2 separate regions of the Homo sapiens genome follow, and region 2 is linked to region 1. Evidence: read pairs that join two places in POLR2A ChIA-PET (ENCODE). Cell type or tissue: CD4-positive, alpha-beta T cell. All regions are shown on one strand. Links, peaks and the distances in the headings refer to the core of each region. The heading gives the core; the rest is flanking DNA.

What was found. ChIA-PET counts read pairs that join two places held together with the same protein. Peaks named below come from ENCODE experiments on the same cell type or tissue, not always from the same donor. Only the 100,000 strongest peaks of a DNase experiment are listed, where the experiment ranks them.
Region 2: POLR2A ChIA-PET joins it to region 1 with 15 read pairs; 3 of 35 experiments call an interaction of 5 or more read pairs at or near these places.

What each region holds. Positions count from the first base shown.
Region 1 is chr4:142,563,872-142,570,977 of GRCh38, reverse strand. All of the region lies in intron 2 of INPP4B (inositol polyphosphate-4-phosphatase type II B), which reads left to right. It overlaps LOC101927613 (a long non-coding RNA gene), which reads right to left. Exons shown (of 3, transcript XR_007058285.1): 1 at 4,788-7,106. Among named protein-coding and RNA genes, the nearest start is that of INPP4B, 280 kb to the left of the region's middle. In CD4-positive, alpha-beta T cell, for the core only: a CTCF peak has its summit at 3,576; DNase peaks (open chromatin) are centred at 2,697, 3,557, 3,997 and 5,017; H3K4me3 peaks cover 4,505 bases; H3K27ac peaks cover 4,592 bases.
Region 2 is chr4:142,375,132-142,380,131 of GRCh38, reverse strand. The region is part of intron 7 of INPP4B (inositol polyphosphate-4-phosphatase type II B); the gene reads left to right. Among named protein-coding and RNA genes, the nearest start is that of INPP4B, 470 kb to the left of the region's middle. In CD4-positive, alpha-beta T cell, for the core only: no CTCF peak of the experiment used is centred there; a DNase peak (open chromatin) is centred at 2,611; H3K4me3 peaks cover 1,228 bases; H3K27ac peaks cover 229 bases.

The sequences.
Region 1 (7,106 bases), core at 831-5,830:
GCCAGGGAGAAAAACAGCAAGGCAATTATAAGATGCAACCTTAGAATAAGAAAGAAGGTCTGATGGTAGACTTTGGGTTTTTATAGGGTAAAATATTAATATGTCTTAGGGGTGAAAGTGGGGTTGATGAGATGTAGCAAAAAAGAAATTAGGCTTGACATGAAAGGAGAAGGGAAGTAAAATTCATTAACATTAGGGTTGGGTGTGCTACAGGTATGCAATGGGTGGTGAAATCTATGATTCCGAGTTCATCTGAGGTCTGTAAAAGCATTTTGTTATTTGAAAAAAACAGTTAAAATGAGTTAGATTGTTTAAAAATTGCTAACAAATTTTTTTATTCTTCTTTAAATATACTTTAAATGGCTTAATTATAGAGCATCTTCTGGGTGTTAGATTTCTTATCAAGTTCAGAATCAAGTCAGATCGTGCCTTCATGTAGCTTATAGTCAATTGTAGGGTATTATCTCCCCACTCAAATTAACTAAAAATTATTTTTCAACCAAACTTTCCATTTGTATTTTACTCCTTCCCTACCCAATTAAAACACTTTAAGAAATGTTACCCCTATTACTTCCCAATGGAAAAAAAAATACAGTAAAATATTACTTAATTTTTTTATTGTGCTGAAAATTTTCAGTGGCTATAGGAACAAGTGTAATAAGAGCTGTAAGTTAATTTTCAAATGAATGTTCAGGGATTTAAAAAAAGAGGAAGAATATGAGGCTCTTGGGATATGGTTGTTTACCAAGAGAACATATTATTAATGTCATTGAAACTCACTTTATTATTGAGTGTGAAATGAAATACATAAAGAAGCAATGTTAGTTTATTTCTGTTGGTTCATAGACACAGAAAAATGATGTGACTTCTTAAGTATATATTGTTATTCTCAATAGGGAGGCACAAACTAATTTTTCTCTTTAGTTGTGTTTATTCTCTACTTCCTGCATTTTTGGAAGAGGGGTTCTTGTTGATTCTTGCACCTAGCTACTCAACTAAGTCAATAAATTATATTGGAGGAGGAATGGAAGAAAAATAATGTTGATTTTATTTTATTACCTATGTATTTTGTACACACAGAAAATTTATGTATGAGAGGTGGCATTTGTTAAATATATGAATTTTTAATGTATCTAATCACTGTATTCTTTGTCAGTGGTAAGAGGAAAGCATCCTTCATTTTTCATGCGGACCTTTGTTTTATATGAAAGCTTTTCAGGGAAGAAAGCACAAATTCAATGAGCTATCAGAATGCGAATTTGGATGTTAGTGATAACTTTTACATTGCAATGAATCTTCTTAGAATATAATCCTCAATTTTGAGTTATCTATACCTTAGAGAAATTTTTACAACTACATTGCAGAGAAAGGAGCTAATCACCAGCATACACGGTGTCAAGGGTAGAGATCCCGTTAGAGACTGCCTGAGTTTCAGTCCTATCTCTTTTGCCCAGTTTCTCCCTTCTGTAAAGTAGTCATGATAACAGAGTTCACCTCATAGGTTTGTTTGTTATGCAAATTCAGTGATTTAACATTTATGAAACACTTAGAACAGACTTGGCACATGCTTAGCACTACATGGTTGGCTGTTAATAAGCAAAAGCAAGCAAACCACTCCTTTGTGGGGTAGAAACATATTTCAACATAGAGAGGAATATGTTGTTTTTAGCAAAAAAAAAAAAAATCCATGTTTATTTGCAGTGGTAGATATTTTGCATATTCATTTGCTTTTCATTTTTGTGTACTGGTTTCCAATAATGTGATATTTTTATATTATATTTCTTAGATGCTGATATTATCCCCAAAACTTTTGTTTCTACTTTTTTGTAAGGCAGAGAGACAGACTGTGTATGTGTGTACAATTGTGTGCAATGTAGCAAATATTATTTCCCATTATTATTCATACAGGCTAAAAATTTACATAGTATATTTAAGTAATTTGTTAATCTTATCTCTGATTTATCTAAAACATTTTAGGTAAACATCACAATGTTTAGTTTAAATTCTAGTCTCAGCAGTTACATTTGAAAAGGTTAAGTCTTATGACTTGTCAGTATTAATAATCCATTTGCAATTACCATACTAATTTGTTCCATATGCCTATAAAATATTTCTCTGAGCTACTAAATTATCACCTACTGAGAAGTTAAAAATATCTATTTGATACTTTTTCCAACAGAGAAGCAATTCTGCTTCAATCCTGAGTGGCGCTAAATTGTATATTGAAATATATCCTATCAAGTAATATCATCTTTGTAGCTGTTAATTATATCCATGATTATCTAACAGGATTATTAATGTATTTTTTTCTGCTCTCAATATATCAGTGATGGCAAAGAGACCTTATTTTGAGACTTGTCACAGTTCTAATTTGGATATTTTTGGAAAAATACATTAAGTACTCATGTTTCATTAACTTCTTTGGATACTTAGATATGTACATGATATAAAATAAAGTGAATAAGGAAATGGTGATGATAACAATGAAGTCCAATATCTAAATCTTTTCCTTATTTCTTCATTTAATTATTGCTTAAACATTTCTAAATCCTATTTGTATATGAAGAAAAACAAGAAGAGTTCCATGCCAGCAAGCCGATATCTGGGTGATTCAAGCCTTCAGGTAGTTCTGTGGCAGACTTTGGACCTTGGTAAGTTACCAGAAGTGATGAAGTTTCAGGTCTTACAAAGTAAGGCCAGAGTTGGGAAACACCTTGAAAACGAAAGAAACGACTTGAGAAAAAGAACTTCCTTGGTAAGATCAGACTGCTCTTTCTCCCTGTAATTTATAATTCTGTCCAGCAGCAAGTGGAAAAAAAAAAAAGAATAAAAAAAGAAAGGAAAAGGGGAAAGAATAATCAAAGCCAAACTAGAATCAGAGGGAAAGAATGCAGAGGGGAAAGGTTCAGCCTTGAGCTCACAGTCTCTCCCAGTTTAGCTCTGGAACTGTAATCCTTTAATTGAAGCCTTGCTCTGTTCCAAAGCATTCAGCTCTTATTAACAAATCTCATGAACTATTTGAAAAATATGATTGTTTGAGCCAAGCAATGTCTTAGGTAAATTTGTGTTTTAATTGCAAGCAGCTAGAGTATGCCTTGAGACTACTTGAATTGGAAATGGTTTTCTTTTTTTCTTATTCATTTACAGGAGCGTAAGTAAATAAAGAGCAATAATGAAAAACCTTCCTTACAGTATGTAATGAACTCACATTCTTATTTAAGAATGTGATTACTTTGGCTGTGGTGATTTACAAAGTGCTGTGTTTATGTAGGAGATATGCTTTTTAAAGTGTACCTTTTCCCATATGTATATATCTATTTCACTGTTATTACAGGTATCAGAAATAAGAAAAAATATTTATTGAGATAAACTTACTTATTTCAGCATATATTTATTCAACATTTTCATGTATTACCTAAAATGAAGGATACTTCTCTTGTTCATTCTACCTTTTCTACAGAGGGGCTGAGCCTCCCTGCTTCTTTTAACTTCATCATCTTCCTTTATCGGAAGGCTGAAGGGGGAGATAATGAGCTAAAGAACAACTTTCACCACCCACTGGGAGGGAACTACTGGAAGAGTGACTAGTTGTAGTTAGTGATCAGCGACATCTGCCCTGCCCCTCCTTTCCTGTCAGGGCAGCTGTGCTCTCGGACCCAGTGTGTGAAGTGATGGGTCTTCTGCCCACCCTCTGACCTGACCTCAGTTGTGTTGCTGTGTATGGATTCGAATTTATTCAAAGGACGATGTACTTCTACAGTATAGTTATTCAGAATGCAACACTTTTGCCAATTTATATAGGAAATGAAGACCGAAAACTCTAGCTCCTGACTGCTCTTAAAATAGGCTGAGACCTAGTGAAAATTAAATTAATTATACCAATGTCTTTCCCATCTAACCTACATATAAATATTTGAATGTGCAGGATCAGATACCTGATGTGTAAAAGGATAGCGTTTGAGGGGATGGTCTCTGAGATGGACCAGGCTCTGACAGTCAATCACGTGACTATCAAAAACCTTACAAGGCTCTGAACGTAGTCCTTACTTCTATATAAAGCCCAATGGAACTCACAGATGAAAAGAGAGCTTCACTTATTCTTTTGCTTTTTTAAAAAATGAGCTGGTTATAACTTTGCACATAAGTCTAATTGTGCACTTAGAAACTGATAGTAATAGAGGTTTACAGTTCTTTTCAACCTCCTGGAGAGTCCCAATACACACAGAACATTATATGGGCCAAAGAAACTTCTGAACCTAGAAGTGGGGTTTAAATACTGATTGTGCCTTTTACTGGCTTTGTAACACTGGACAAGTTACATATTCTCTGTAAACCAAGTGTCACATCAAAGGCAATCATTCCTATGTGTTATCCCTCTTTCCCAGATAGCAATCTCACCTTTTCTGCTGCCTACTAGACATTCTCTTTAGGATATCTCAATAATACCTTCAAATATCTGCCTGAAACAGAACTCCCTTCTTTGAAAGTACAGGATCACATTCCTTCTGCTTCCATTGACTCACCTTCTGCATAGACACCCAGGTGCCCTGTTTAGTAAATAAGACTCTTTTTTCCCCTCCTTTTACATCTCCTTCACATTCAATGCAAAAATCATTGCCATTATTCTTCATATTATTTCTGTGTTAACTTTCCTTTTCTCCATTTCTATGGCCATTACTCTGGTTGAGATTATTATGACTATGTGCCTGAAATAATGTAATAGATCACTTACAGGCATCAATGCCTTCCATAGCTTTCATTTCCACCCCCTTCATTTTGTATCCTACCTTCTGCTTCCAGTTTAATCTCCTCGAGGCACAGTTTTCATCCTGTCATTTTTCTTCTGTAAAGTCTTTAAATGGATCTCTTTGTGAACTGAATGAAGGCCAAACTGAAAGTGCCTCTAACACATATGAGTGTACGTACGTTGTAAAGTCTTTAAATGGATCTCTTTGTGAACTGAATGAATGCCAAACTGAAAGTGCCTCTAACACATATGAGTGTACGTACGTTGGTGTGTCTCTTATACTAGGTCGATGAGGCTCTGACAGTCAATGCACTTCCTCTGATGTTTTCTCATATTTAAATTCAGTTTTGCATTTTTGGCAAGGATACCAGAAAGTGAGGTTGTGACCTTATCAACATGTCTTATCCGAAGACTCTTGATGTCAATTTATTCCATTACTGAAAATGTTAACTTTGATCACTTGGGGAGGGTGGTGTTTGCCAGATTTCTTCACTACAAAGGCACTATATTTCTTTGTACTCTATAAGTATCTCATGGGAAAATAATTTGAGAGAATTTAAATATCCTGTAATTTATCACACCTTTGCCACTAATTTTAGTATCCGTTAATGATTCTTGCCTGAAACAACTATTACTGTGGTGTTTGCCAAATGGTAATTTTCTGGTTCAATAATTCCTTAACTTAGAAACAAGTTGTAGTTTTATAGTAAGGAAAAGTTTTCTTTTCTCCTTTACTTATTCATTCATTCATTTGTTCACTCACTTATTTGTGTTAGTACAGACACATGAACCCTTACGTTATTCCACAGGTTATAATCCCTTATGATCAAGATTTATTTTGTTATTCAGTGTTTCTGTATTTGACCTTTAGGATCACCAATCAAGTTGGCTACTTTGTCTTTTTGAAATGTGCCTATTCTTTCTTTCTTTCTTTTTAACTCTTTGGTATTTTCTAGCACAAAATATTTCAGGCTCATCTTATTTTTTCTCCTTCAGCCCTGGATTCAGCTGTTTCTCCAAGGAGCCATAGTTTTCTTATATTGGAGAGTGGTATTTAGAAACCAAAGTCTGGGAATCAGCTGGGCTCATTGGTGCAAGGGCATCCAGAATACCTGGCCAGTACTCATGAAAATCGTCAAGGTCATAAAACACAAAGAAAGACTGAGGAACTGTTTCATATTAAAGAACGCTAAGGAAACATGACAACTAAATGCGAAGTGTGTGTTTGGATTGGATCCTGATCCAAAAAAGAGCATTGGTGGAACAATTGGAGAAATTTGAATATGTTCTATAGACTAAGTAATATTCCATATTATATTATAACCTTATATATTTTGTCCATACCAGAGACTGATTTAAGAAAAATCAGTCTTAAATACTGACCTGAAAATAATATGAGAGTGCCTGAGTTACTCCATTTTTTTAAACCACTACTGGACTCCTCCCATTCCCTACAGTAATATTTTTCAAAGTGTGGTCCATGAACAACCTGCATCAGATACTCCAACATTCCATATTAAAAATGTAAAATTTAAAAATTTAAAGCCCAAAGTCTGGGCTCCATCAAAAACTTGCTGAATCTTAATTTATGGGTAAGAGAGTCCTCAAAAGTTCTATTCAGATCATTTTCATGTACCCTACTGTTTGAGGACTACTGGCCTAAGCCTTTATCAATATACTTCAATCCAAGATATTTATGGGAGCCTCCAGTCTTCCATGGTCTGGTTCTTATTAACTGCTGAGTTTCTTTTTTTTCTTTCTTTCTTTCTTTCTTTCTTTTTTTTTTTTTTTGCCATTCCTTAAGACACTACATTTTTCTACTATAAATTCCTGTACCTCTCTGCTTATGCCTTGCTATTTTACTTCTTTATACCTTTATCATTTCCTCTGCCTGACATAACTGTCCCACCTTACTTCACTTGATCCACTCATCAATCTATTTTAAGCCCTCACTGAGGTGTTCTCTGCTCCAAGCCTTCCTGGCTTCCCCAGGTAAACTGCAAGCCTCACATTACACACCAGGGAGTTCTGTTTCCCCAAAGGACTATGAATAAGCTTTGTTAGCGTGCTTGCACATAGTTCCTATTCAGTAAAGTTTTAGCAAAATGGGTTAATAACTAACTGACTTGCGGGAAGTTTCTATATGGATTCTATCTACTATCTTTTGTTGTGTGAGAAATCATTACTAAACTTAGGGTCTTGAAATAACAACTGCTTGTTTGGCTCATAAATCCGTGGGTTGGAAATTTGGTTTGGATCAGCTGGGTAGTTCTTCTGTTGATACAATTGGACTAACCCATGTGTAGGTGGGCAGCTGCTGGTCAGTGAAAAGGCTCTGCTTCGGGGGATTAGCTGACTG
Region 2 (5,000 bases), core at 1-5,000, 190 kb after region 1:
TATCTTTCTCCTGCTAACGCCAGTCAAGTGATCTGATAACTGACCACTGGGATTTGTGAGTGAAACTGGGACCCTGAACTTAGAGTTTATTTCTGCCTCAAGTTATTTCCCTGGACTCTGAGATATTTACTTCATTCTTACGACTTTCAAGTACTCTGCAGTTGTCACCATTTGCCTAGTGGCTTAGGCCTCCAGCACCTGGCTGGCCAGCTCTACCTGGTCTTGCCTACACAGTAGCATTCCTGGCACAGCTGTGAGTACAGGTGGATGCATATGAACCCTCAATCTGATGGTTGTGATCCCTTACACAGTGCCTGACGTGGACACTGAGGACACATGTCTTGCATGGCTTCCCATTACTGCTTGGCTTTGCCAAGCTGATATGTGATATATTGCCAAAATATTTCTTCTGACTAGAAAAGAGCAGAAACTAGTTATTTATAAGTAATATAAAATGTTAGTCTGCTTTGGCTAGGAATAGCTTTTAATTACTGTAAGGTTTTATAGGCTGCACAGCAGGAACAAAAGGACGTTTTAAAGAAACACAGGCTTTCCTTGGAGTCATGTGAATGGAATGATAATTGCAACTAGGTTGGGGTTGGTATTTAAACTCATGTGAAAATTATTTTTAAGCTTACTGAAAAAAGTTATGTGTACCAAGGCAGAAGGTGATGTCACATGCTGAAAAATGTTAGGGGACATCTGTTTCCACATCACAAAGAATTTCTTCTTATATTGCCATGAGCCTGATTCCTTCAGTTTCGTGGCATTAAGTAAAGCTCTCTTTGAAGATGTGCTCATTGAGAATGGAGCTAAATGCTGAGGTTGCAGCTGCTCACTATACCATGTCCTAAGGAATTCATAGTGTGAATTCACAAGGATATTGGTCTTTCTTACAAACTTGGGTAATGATGATAGAGACAGCAGCTTTTGGAAAGCCCTAGATAGAGTTGTATAGGAAGATATGGGGCCTATAGTGATATTTAAATTTTATGTAATGTACTGATTTTTAAAAAATTGCCATTTTGGGTTTTTTGAAAAGGGCACTGATAGTTATATCGGCATTTTGGAATATGAGGAAGCAGCTTCCTAAGAAAATATTAATTGGATAGGATTTAAGAATAACAAGAGCTAACTCACCACAACCCGCACCCCCTACCCCACTCAGGGAGTTTGAAACATATGTTAGCAACTACTACATTTGCTTTTCATTTTTGAATTTAAGTTGAGGCATAGTGAAATGTGCATAGCTGCTTGTTGTGGCTTCATAGCAACAAGGGTAGTGGGACCTCATGTTGGAAACTCTGGACATGTGGTTGTGTATTCACACATACACAGTGTTTTAATTATAAGCATGTGCATTGAGTGATATTCACAAAATTGTATGTATATGTACATTAAGTAAGGCTTTAAACTTTAAATCCTAGGCTCAAGTTCATTTGTAGCTGAGAAAAGCCAAAATAGTCCTAGGGCAATGTTAATATTCAGAGACATATTCTCCTCTCTAAGGAGAGAATCTTTTCAATTAATGTAGGCTTAAAGACAGGAACATGTCTTTCAGATTCTGTTTTATTGCCTTCCCATTCTGCCTTCCCTAGCATACATGTGGAATAAATAGTTGCTTGCCCTTGGCATTAGTTTGACTTTGAACTTGCAACCTACACAAGTGTCTGAGAAAAGATAATACCAAACTGGATATGAGCTATTACAATAGACTGTAAGAGGCACTTGAAAACCCCACCAATGGGTGCCCGAGCAAGGTTTTTAAACACTGTTATGGGAAAATCAGGCTCACATAGTGTTGGAAACAGCTGTACCTAGGGGTCAAGGCTACAACTCTGTTTGCTCACAGATTCCTTCTCAATCATGATGGCACACTGAAAGAACATAAAATTTAGAGCCAAAAGTTCTAGTCTCAGATCGGCTGCTTACTATGTGACTTTGGACAAGTTATCTTTTTTGAGTCCCAGTTTCTCCAGCTCTAAAATGGAGACTTCAGCACCTGCTCTGTCGACTACTGGAAGGAAAATAAGACACACATGTAAAAGTACTTTGGAAACAGGAAATACAATAGTAGTGCAATTATCAGCATTATTTACTACAGATATTTTTCTTCAACTCAGGGATTCTTTCCTAGTGACACTGTGTATTTCCAAGATAAGATTTAGCAGTTTGACGGTATCTGACTCCAAAAGGTTGCTTATGGTCACAGTGTATTGATCAGGCTGGATATGTTACATATGTTTTTGTCAGGGGACTTGTGGCTGGGTGCAGAGCTTATGCTGGTGCACCAGGGTTGTTTGAATTTGAAATCTATGAAGAGTAATGAATAAGTACTTATTTTTTCTGTATTTATTTTAGTATTTAATTACTCTAATACTCTGCATTCTGATAGTCCAACATTCATTTCTTGAGTATTTTTTTGAAAAGAGAGAAACTGAAAAACATGATTACTGCATATGAATGCTCATATTTTCCATCATAATAATGTCATTTTGATACCTGATTCTCATTTCTGCCTACATTACAGATGGCAATATGCCTATGGTTGTGTCTTCTTGAGCCACACATAAGAAAGAATAAGGAGAGAAAAACCCCTCTTCTTCCAGATTCACTTTCGAAATCATACTTATTTGAGCAGCATGTTACCTTGTCCCTCTTTTTCACTCTTCTGACTCTGAGTCGTCATCCAGTTTGATATTTGAGACATCATTCAAACTGCTCCAAATGAAAGGCTTTTGTAGGATTCTTTGACCTTGGACATGGCAGAAGGTAAAAGCAGCAGATAAGGATTTTTTTTTTTTTAACTTTCCTCACAATCCTACTTTGCTTCCTTCTAAGACATTTGTCAGAAAAAAAAGATCAGCAAAATGTTTCTTCACTAGCCTGAAATTTACGAATTTCAGGAAAAATTCGTGAAATGGACCAATGTTTAACCAGGTTAGATTGTTTGGAGCCACCTAAAATTTGTTTTAAAAATTTTTTTTTTCCTGTGAGAAAAAAATAACCAGTTAGACTCTTGGAAACATTAAAGATGAAATCGAATTAAGGCTTAAGTGCCATTACTTAAACATCAAATAGGAGTATAAGTGGTGTTAATGCATGAAAAATTAAAGGAAATGGTAATGTAACATTATGGCTATACATAGCACTTGCAGCAGTGTTAACTCGATTTGTGACATTACATAAAATAGAGAACAAATAAATGATTTAAAACTTCATTAATTACAAATAATTTGTACAGAGAGCACCACATTTGATCCTCAATAGGGACCTTGTCGTATTACCATGTGGATTAGGCAACTGGAAACTGAATTTGAGTAATTTGCTCAAAATCAGATTGAAATGTGGGCCAGATTCAGAGTTTTCCACCATGAATCCACTGAACTATAGGAAGTTTCTCAGGAACAGTATTAAGGTACATAACTCCATTAATAATTTGAGTTGGGTGATGATTTCCACTTAGCTCATTGCTGATGATAACCATACTTGGAGATGTGGCTAAGAGCGGCCTTTTAAAGTTGAATTTCTTAAGGAGGGAAAGGGACTCACTTTTTGAAGTGTCCACAGGTGTCTAGAGTAACTGTGTTAGATAACGCATCAAGCTCAGAGAGTCAGTGGATCTGAAAACACATGCCAAAATGCTCTGATGACCTTTCAATTGTTCCATTTTGATAATGCTACCTTACATTGCTGTGTAATAGCTGTCATCATTACAAGAAGTCAGTATCATTTGGTGCCTGTTTTAGGTTAGCTGGGTTATATATGTGACTTCAGTGTAGAAGAACTGACATCTGAGAGGAACAAAGCCATGTTTTCAGGTCATCATGAGATCTTATCCCAGGATGCTGATAATATCAAGATGAAAATAGTCAGGTGGGAAGAAGAACTATATATCTTCATGCTATTTCCACTAATTGAAAGTTCCTAGAAATTATATTTGCTACACTAGGTTTCAGTTGTGTCACAATTTACTAATTTACTTAAATATTTCAATACTTATTCCATATAAAATGCTACCATGTATTAAGAAACTATAAAGAAATGACATATGCACAGGCCTCTTTATATCAATTTGATTTTCATTATAATAAATTTGACCTGCAGATGGATATCCATGTAGAAATATCAAAGCAATAATTTGGAAATAAGTGAATGGAATGAAGATACAGTGACAAGATTTTTATTGTCTAGAGACGTCTGTCTAATAGTAGCTTAAATAATTAGGCTTTATTTTTTCCCTCACGCAGCAAAAAGTCCAGGTGTGGGCACTTGCTGTTATTGGGTCAGATTCCTAATGATATTATCAAAGGCCCAGGATTTTTCTCTTTCCACTTTACCATGCTAATCATCTTGACCTTTAGTTCACATGCTTGTCTCTCACTGCATAGTTGCAAGATAAATGCAAAAGTTCTAAGGCCTTATGTTTGCTTTATAAGCCAGGAAGCAAAGGGGAAAGGAGTAGTACCTCTGATTTTGTCCCTTTTATTCAAGAAAGTACACCTCTCTTAGACTTTTTTCTCTAATTTCATTTGCCAAAATTGTGTCCCATGGCTACCAATAGTAGCAAGGAAAGCTGATAAAGCAAGTATCTCTACTTCCAAACTCCTTAGAGTGGGATGTGCAAAAAAGCTGGTTGGAAATGACTTTTTTATTAAGCAAACAGCCACAGGGTTTGGAATAAAGATTTGGGAGGCATCCTTACAGAAGTGATCTTTGAAAATGACTCGAGAAATAAACATTGAAGGAGAAAATGATCAAAGAACCTTGAGAAATACTGACACTGACATATGGAGAATGAAAAGATCAGCTTTCAGTTACAAGATTAAGAGTAGTAAGAAAAAAAGGGTGGGGGAGGGAAGCAAGTAGTGCAGTGTCCTGAAAAACAAATTATGGAAGAATTTTAAGACAAAGAGGAAGGTTGGTCAGTGTTGACTAGCTCCACAGAGCTGTCAAGGAAGATGAAAAAAAAATGGATTTATTGATTGGGAGGTTGCTGG